2 separate regions of the Homo sapiens genome follow, and region 1 is linked to region 2. The links are chromatin contacts, found by Hi-C in ENCODE. All regions are on one chromosome and are shown on one strand. The core of a region is the stretch at or near the end of the contact, and the rest is flanking DNA. Distances in the headings are between cores, read along the strand shown.

The links. Hi-C counts contacts between places; a loop is a spot of excess contacts on that map. Pooled maps may share reads with other maps.
Region 1: a loop to region 2 is called in a pooled map, with 4 times the contacts of the local background. The contact joins the promoter of DBT here to the promoter of DPH5 in region 2. A Hi-C loop is called at or near these places in 4 of 50 pooled maps.

The regions. Positions count from the first base shown.
Region 1 is chr1:100,247,920-100,252,299 of GRCh38, forward strand. It overlaps DBT (dihydrolipoamide branched chain transacylase E2), which reads right to left and starts at 1,915. Exons shown (of 11, transcript NM_001918.5): 1 at 1,851-1,915. The coding sequence starts at 1,901. RefSeq lists enhancers at 1,084-1,643, 1,644-2,203, 1,805-1,924 and a silencer at 2,035-2,134.
Region 2 is chr1:101,024,306-101,028,506 of GRCh38, forward strand. It overlaps DPH5 (diphthamide biosynthesis 5), which reads right to left and starts at 1,479. Exons shown (of 8, transcript NM_015958.3): 1 at 1,378-1,479; 2 at 1,004-1,161. The coding sequence starts at 1,138. DPH5-DT (DPH5 divergent transcript) reads left to right here and starts at 1,541. Exons shown (of 5, transcript NR_109849.1): 1 at 1,541-1,756. RefSeq lists enhancers at 1,009-2,208, 1,301-1,410 and a silencer at 3,202-3,261.

The sequences.
Region 1 (4,380 bases), core at 665-3,164, 780 kb before region 2:
GGTGAAACCTCGTCTCTACTAAAAATACAAAAATTAGCTGGGCATGGTGGCGTGTGCCTGTAGTCCCAGATATTTGGGAGGCTGAGGCAAAAGAATCGCTTGAAACTGGGAGGCAGGGGTTGCAGTGAGCCAAGATCGCACCACTGTACTCCAGCCTGGGTGACAGAGAGAGACTCCATTTCAAAAAAAAAAAAAAAAAAGACAAGTTTTTCTAAGCTCCCTTGTGCTAGCCGGGGCCATGTAACACAGTTCTGGCCAGTGAGACTGGAACCTCCTCCTCTTCCACCTTCCTGCCTTCAACATAAAAGAAGAAGTCGTAGCAGCCCTCTTGTATACAGTAGGAAAAGGACAAATGAACTACTAGGGAAATGACGACATTGATAATCATAAGCCACTTAATGTGAGCTGACATCTAATTGGGGATGCTCTGTATGCATGGATACTTAATTTCCTATTTATTGGTTGGGTTTTTAATTGCAGCTGGAAAACATCACGTACATATGAAACTGGAGATTTCCAGGACAGTAGGATATATGGGTTTGGAGTAGACCTGGTTGGAAGACTGGGGAACTTTAGGACTCATCAGCATAGATGGTAACTAAAGCCAAAGAGTGGATGGGATAACCCAGAAAGTGGGAAAAGTGCAGAGGGCCAAAGTCAGAGCCCTTTAGAAAAAGCAATATTTAAAAGGCGGGAAGGGAAACAGGATATTGGGATGAAGTGGCCAAAGATGAAGAAAGAATAATATTGGGAAACTGGTGTCACAGAAAACAAGAATGGAAAGCTCTAGAAAGAAGAGAGACCAATATGTGTTAAGTGTTGCTGAGAAGAGCTCTCTTCTCCTGGTTATCTCTTACTTATCCTTCTTACATCTCAAGTCATACAGTATCCTCTGGGAACTCCTCTGACCCCCAAGTCCACCATAGGTGTCCACTCCTGTGTGTTCCTGTAGTTCTAGGCACTTGTCCCATCACAGTACCTCTCATGCTGGGTTGTAATTTCTATCTGTCTCCCTCTCCTTTGTCCTCCACCACAAGGTTGTAATCTCTTGAGAAGGAAGATATGATGTCTATTTCATATTTGTATCTCCAGTGCCTAACACAGCACTGGTACATAGCAGGCTCTTGAAAGTTTTTGTAAGATCGGGGTCACCAAGGCAGGAGCATCTAGGGAAAGGGAGAAGAGGCAGGAAGAAGAAACACTAAGCAAATAGGGGTAACAAGTATCATTACCGGTATGTGTCAGTGCTTGGTGCTAAGACTGGGAGAAAGAGAAGGAAGTGCAGGGGAGATGGTGATGGGTCACAGCCTTGGTGACAAAAGGGTAGGAATGATATGTGGTGCGGACATAGAAGTACAAGGCAAAAGAGTGACGCCGAGCTGCTCAGTTCTTCGGAAGCAGGGACCCCTGCTGATATTCTATAACTTGAACGGCCTCTTCCTCTACACACTGTAGATTCCTTGAGGGTAGGGGTCGTGTTACCAGTGTTTGGCATACTGTGGGTACGCAATAAATGCTAAACGAATATATCTCTGGATCCACAGCGCCTATCACAATGCCTGGGCACCTGGAAGGCGCTCAATAAAACGCTAGCTGGGCCTCGGGGTACAGATGGAGCAGGACGGCTGAGTCGCTGCAGAAGCGCTTCCAGGTAAGGGGAGGGAGTGGGTTTCCACTCCAGACTGGTCGACTCGCTCCGTTCTCTGCCCTTTATTTTGCATGCATCCCTTCACCTCTCCATCACGCGTGCCCTGGACGCCTGGCACCGGAGGAGAAAGTAAAACACCACTCCTGGATGACTCCGGACAAATCACTCCTTCCCGGCCTCAGATCTGCCCAAACGTGCTTACCAGCTTCCCCGCATTCCTGCTCCAGGTTCTCAGCATACGGACTGCAGCCATCTTACCCCGGAAATGACAACAGTGCCGCAAACTGGAGAGACTCTCCTCGGCGCGGCCTATCAGGAGATGGGAAACGCGCCTCCCCCTGGGCGACCAATAGGGAGGGAAGAAACGAGCCTCCCACCCAACAGCCAACCAAGGAGTAGGGCGGAGCCTGAGCTAAACCCTAGGATCTGGGACCCAGCGGGGAGTGAAAAGAGCCTGGGGGACGGAGGCGGGGCAGAGGGCAGCCCAAATTTAACACTGCTGTGTAAATACAGATGCACCAAAGATAATCTTTTTAGTGTATGTGATGGGGAAAATAGAGAGTGTTAAGGAAACACAAAGAAAGGTACTTACCTCAAGAAAGTTATGTTGCAGTAGGACCTGAGCGATGAGTTGGAAAACATTTCCCCGTCTTCATCTTGTAGTGTAGCCGCCCCAAATACAGAAAATAGAATATTTCTATACGTTGTAGCAAGGCTCTGGACAACTAGTTGTTTCACAAGTCCATACAGCAGTACTTCCCAATGACTGCCTTTTTTACTCCCATTTATGTTTTTGATTACCAAAATTGGCTAATCAATTTTTTTCATGAAAGATGAACATTACCTAATGTCTAAAATAAACATGTTATCATCTTTCTTTTTACAGACTGCTATCAGATGCAGCTAACTAGCATATGCAATACATGTCACAGACACATGATCTTGATTTAGTTGTCTCTTAAAGAAATGTCAAATTCAGGTCAAGTGGAACTGGTAAAGAACAGATCAGAGCTTTCTTTTAAAAGGCAATCTTCCTCAGAGCAACTAGGAAACCAATTCCTGGAAATGTCCAGGATGACATTAGTCTGTTATTGCTTCTTACGTGGGAATGAAAATCTGCACAGATGTCTAAGGAATTACAGAGAAAAAAAACTGGAACAAATACATTTTAAATGCTCAACATTGAAGATTAGTGGTTATGAAACAAAATCTCAGGTATTTCACAACTTCATTGTTTAATATGACCCAAACACTTTTCCCCCTCATTTGCCATTTTATGTATTACACATCTACACACAAAAAATCAATGCAAACAATAAATCTTATTATCTTTTTTGTTTGTTTGTTTGTTTGGTAGAGATAGGGTCTCTTGGGCCAGGCGTGGTGGCTCCTGCCCATAATTCCAGCACTTTGGGAGGCTGAGGCAGGCAAATGGCTTGAGCTCAGAAGTTCAAGATGGGATCTCTCTATGTTGCCCAGGCTGGTCTCAAAGTCCTGGTCTCAAACTGCGATCTTCCCATTTCAGCCTCCCAAAGTCCTAGGATTACAGGCATGAGCCACTGGGTCCGGCCTAAATAGCTATCTTTCTCAGAAAATCTAGAGTAGTCAAAAGAATTTCAAGTTTTTACATTTCCTTAAAAATGTTTATAGACATTATTAATATATTTGATAATCCCACAAGCATGTGTTTGTATAAAAAGCAGTGGCAGTTGTACCTTTGAAGTGAATCATCTCCCTTCCAAGCTGCTGCTATACAACTTTCTTTGTCCTAATTTCGTTTTTAACTGTACCTGCTCCTCAGAAGATAACTAGTTTATTTTCCTTTACCGTCTTCTTATGTCAATGGATTCTTGCTTCTATATTCAGTATAATATGTGTCCTTATCTTTCATTCCAGCATCTGGAAAGAAATACACCATCTATTCCCTAGTTAATTCTTTTATTCGAGTTTGAAAGAAACAAAGACCCCATTTCTTCTCTTTTTTTAGATTTAAAAATGGCCAGTTATGACCCACCAATTCCACTCCTGGATAGCTACATAAGAGAAATGACAACAGTGTTCACACAAAGACTTGAATAGGAATAATCATAACAGCATAACAGCCAAAATCTAGAAACAGCCCAGATGTCCATTAACAGGTGAATAAACAAAATGTGGTACATCCATATTCTGAAATATTATTCATCCTTAAAAATGACTGAATTAGCGATAATTGCTATGACATGGATGAATGTCAAAAAAATATTATGCTAAGTAAAAGAATACAAGCACAAAAGATCACATATTACATTATTCCATTTAAATTAAATGTCCAGAAAATGTTGATTTATAGAGATGAAAAACAGATTAGTTTTAGTTATATTAGTTATATAATAAGATTATATTAGTATTATTAATTAATAAGGTTAGCATTAGAAAACAAATTCGCCTGGGGCTAGAGGTGGAAGGGGCAGTGATTGCAGAGGCAAGAGAGATTTTTTTTGTGGTGATGAAAATTTTCTGTTGCCACTTTGTGGCAATGATTGCATAATTCTGTACATTTACTAAAAATCTTTGAATTATACACTTAAGACAGGTGAATTTTATGGTATGTAAAGTACACCATAATAAAGCTGTTAAAACTGTGTTATATGAGACAATAATGAACATATGAATAAAAACAAATACATAAGTCTGGACGTGGTGGCTCATGCCTGTAATCCCAGCACATTGGGAGGCGAAGGCGGGTAGAT
Region 2 (4,201 bases), core at 229-2,728:
AGGTTGAGGTGGGAGGATACTTGAGCCCAGGAGGCTGAGGCTGCAGTGAGCCATGATCATACCATTGCACCCCAGCCTGGGCAACAGAGCAAGACTTATTTTCTCTCTCTCTCCACATATATGTATATATCAAAGTTGGTCTTTACACACAACTTTTATTTAAATGCATGGCCAATTCAAGTAGCAGTTCTTAATTCCTTCTATAAGATTTTAAAGTAATCTGAGGCCTAAAAATTTTAAGTCTATTTTTTGTTTGGAAGACATGACAATAAATCTGCTCCCTCCTCCCATAACATATGTATTAATCCTTTGATTTACATTCTACTTAGAGTTTGACAATGAACCTGAAGTTGACCCTTCCCCCAAATTTACTGGGCCCTTATGAGGGCCAACTATAAATGTATAATATACTAACAAATACTTTGGTTACTTAGTGTATACTCATGTAAGTGTATACTCATACATTTTTATATATTAAGTCCAGGCTCACTCAATATATACAAGTGTATCAGTATAAGCCTTATTGGGAGATAGTCTATTTAAGATAAGATCTCTCTGGATAGGATACAAAAAGGCAATCGCCATTCCCTATGGACACACTTCAAAGGGGGAAGCTTTCAGCTTGGTTTTTGAATATATATAACCAACTCATTAAGGCTGTGTCAGCTCCTCATTAGCACTCAACTCAGAAAGGGTTTCTTGACTACCTCATGAAATAAGGGGTTTTGATAACTATCCCCCAGGAGTATAAAATAGCTTTCCTATTTACTGGAGAAAGCCACAAAATTAGACTTGTAAAATAGGACAAAGCACCCTTTCATTTTCCAAGTCACTTGGTTGGTGTAAAATTTCCATTCTTCTGCTCCTCAGATCATTAATGAACAAGGGATGCGTTTCAAAGGGTTTAAACAAGCAGACCTGAAAATTCTGTTCAGCTTAGTGTATGAAAATCAGATGTTAGATAGCTTTCTTCCCAGGAGGCTGGGGAACGCTCAGCACCTACCAAGGCTTCCTTCCCTACAGTTAGGACTGAGGTGTAGGCTTCCAGATACACTCGACTGCAGCGTCTAACAACTTCCAGGCCCTTGACTGTGATGTCCTTGGCATCTCCCAGGCCCAACCCGATGAGATAAAGCATTTCAAACTTGAGGAGAAGAGAGACTGCAAGACGAAGTGGACAGAAAAACCGTCAGTAACACCGAGGACATCTAAAATCTAGTGATGAACACGATGACAACCAAAGTAGCACAAGAGAAGAGGCAAGTCACAAGGAGGGGTTTGGGAACCTTATGTCACGCTTAAGAACTGGGATAAGAGGTTTTAAACAACCCTACCAGTTTTGCCTCTTGTTACACAAACCTAGGAGCAGCCAATTACCCGCTGAGAGAATCGTAGGTAGTTCTCTGGCCTTTACAAATTCTTAACTACCACCTTTCCGCAGAAGCAACTGCAAAAGCGCCGGCTCCGTGCAGAGAAAAGGCCCACGCCGCCGGCCTCACCTACGGTGCCGCAAAATGCTGGTGCCTTTACTGCACTTTACGACTAGCGGGAGGGGGCCGGGCTAGCGGGCTACTGGGCTGCGGAGACCAGAGCCCGGCTCCACTGAAGAAACCCGCCGGCTGCTGGGGCAGGGCGGCGAAAGGTCAGTCGGCCGAGAGGAGTCCGTGGAGCCACCGTTTCATAGCCTCAGGGAAAGGATCGGGCGTGCTCACGAGCCCTCTAACCCATGGCTTAAACACCCGCTTCCTAAGCCTGGGTAAGTGCAGTAGCTCTTCGCTCGAGAGGAGCCACGTGGAAGAGAGTCGGGAGGGGCCCTGCGCCCTACTCCTCCTCTCCAGAAACAGGGAGGGCTGGGAAGGATTTTCCTGATTTGTCCCCGGATTTGGCCGAGTGCACAGATTTTAATTCCAGTCTTCTCATCCTCCTGTAGTTCAACTAGGTGTCTTCCTGGTGAAGCGTGAGATTGGCAAACCCAGCAGTGAGTGTGCTTCTGATTTCCCAACAAGGCAATGACTCCTTGGGTTTGTCCCCAAGACCTTATGCCTGGAGTGCCCCAAGGATGTTTCAGTCACCCTCAGTGTCAGGAATCCCAGACCTTCCTGTACCTAAAGAAGTGACCTTTAATAGTGCTCAGGGATTTCAGACCTCTCAAGTGTTTCTGCCGGGGGAATTCTTATAAAGCTGTTGGTTACATGTAATTAGAAATAGGGAAGATTTGTTTTGACTGAAAATGCTCTTCCCAAGGTGACCTCATCCAAGTTAAAAAAGACAGCTGTCATTGCTTTTCTTAGCAGGCAGTGTTGGTTACTCAGAATTTTCCTGTTGCCTCCCCGACAATGCCCAACTCCGCTTCCTTGAACCTTGGCTTTTTTTCATTCCCAGGTTCCATCCACCTTTTTGCACTTCCTATCTATAAACTCTTCGTGGCTGTGTTTTATCCCCTCTCATTACGTTGATCTATTCCTCACACCACATACACACCCCAAAAAACTCAAAATGGATCGTAGATGTAAATGGAAAACCTAAACCTATACCAGAAGAAAACATAGGAGGAAATATTCGTGACCTTATTTAGGCAAATATTTCTTAAACCAAAAGCGTGATGAAAAAAATTGATAAATTGGACTTCAACAAAGTAAAAATTTATGCTCTTCAAAAGACTTGAAGCCACATACTGAAAATATTTACAAAGCATGTATCTGATGAAGGACTTGTATGGAGAATATATAAGGAGCACTCAGAAAGCAATAATAAAACAGTTCGTTGTTTAAAAATGGGCAAAAGATTTGAATAGACACCAAAGAAGATACACAAATAGCAAATAATTATTTTAAAAGATCTTAAACAAACAAAAAAAGATCCTAAACATCATTAGACATTAGGAAAATAAACATTTAAATCACAATGAGCTACCACAACCCACCTATTAGAATGGCTTAAGTAAAACAAACAAAACCTCACAAAAACTGGCTGTTCACTCAGAATTCCTAGTATCGCTAATATTTTGTAGATTCAAATTTCAGCCTCCTATCCAGACTTCCTCCCTCTTGGCTTCATGTTAACGTTCTGCTGGAAATCTTCACCTAGATAACCCGGAAGCATATTCAACACATCCAAGGTTGAATCCATCACCTTCCCTTTCCATTTTGCTTTTCTTTCCATATTATCTACTTGGATGGGTCGGGGGTGGGGGTGGGTGAGGAGAGTATTGTCATCAACAGATTAACCCCAGCCAGACACTTGGGAGTCACCCCCACATCGTCTGTCATGTCTGCCTGTATATCTCAATAGAAACCATACCGTCTATCACCATCTTGATTCTCAGGTCCTCATTTTGTCACTCTTGTAGCTGATAATAATGTCTCCTTCACTCAAGGGGGTCAGAGAGTTATAGTTAACAATCTGAAAATATTACACCCCTTCTAGATCCTTCTGAGGCCAAGAGAAAGTCCAGGTTTGTTAACATACCCCACAAGATCATTCGTGGTGTGGCCACTGCCTACCTTTTTAGCATCATCTCTCTCCACTCCATACCATGAGCTTTCTCGCTTTCTCTCCAGCAATACTGAATTGCTTGTAGTTCTCTGCCCACAACATGCTGCTTTGTTCCTCTACGCTGCTGCCTCATCATAGAATATTGTCTCCCATTCTCTCCTGCCTAGATCACTAATACCCATTCTTTAAGACCAAGTTCAGGAAGCCTTCCCAGAGACCCTCACCCCCCTAAGCTAATTTAGGTTTCTCCTCTTCATTACAGTATTACTCTACATATACTTACTAACCAATTTATGAGATTTTATATTTGTTCATTTGTATTTCTTCTTTACCAAACTATTGATTTAGTTAATTCAGGGACTGCATCTTATTTGTATGCTCATCTTAGGTTTAGCACTATCCCTTGCACATAATAGGTATTAAATAAATGTTTGTTGAATAAATCATTATTATCCACTAGTAGCTGAGCTACGTATTTTTCCATCTTTATTAATACAGAGGGTGGTATGTTTTAAAAAACTACCAAAAAAATCATTAATGGAATATCAAATATAAATATGCCTGTCTCATGCCACTTTAGAAGGTCATTTGTATTGAAAGGCTTGCAACACACAAAACATATAGTTCATATGCATGCTATTGAGTAGGTAAACACATTTTCCAATGTGTTGATCATTTATGTTTTTTGTTTTCAGATTTAAAAAAA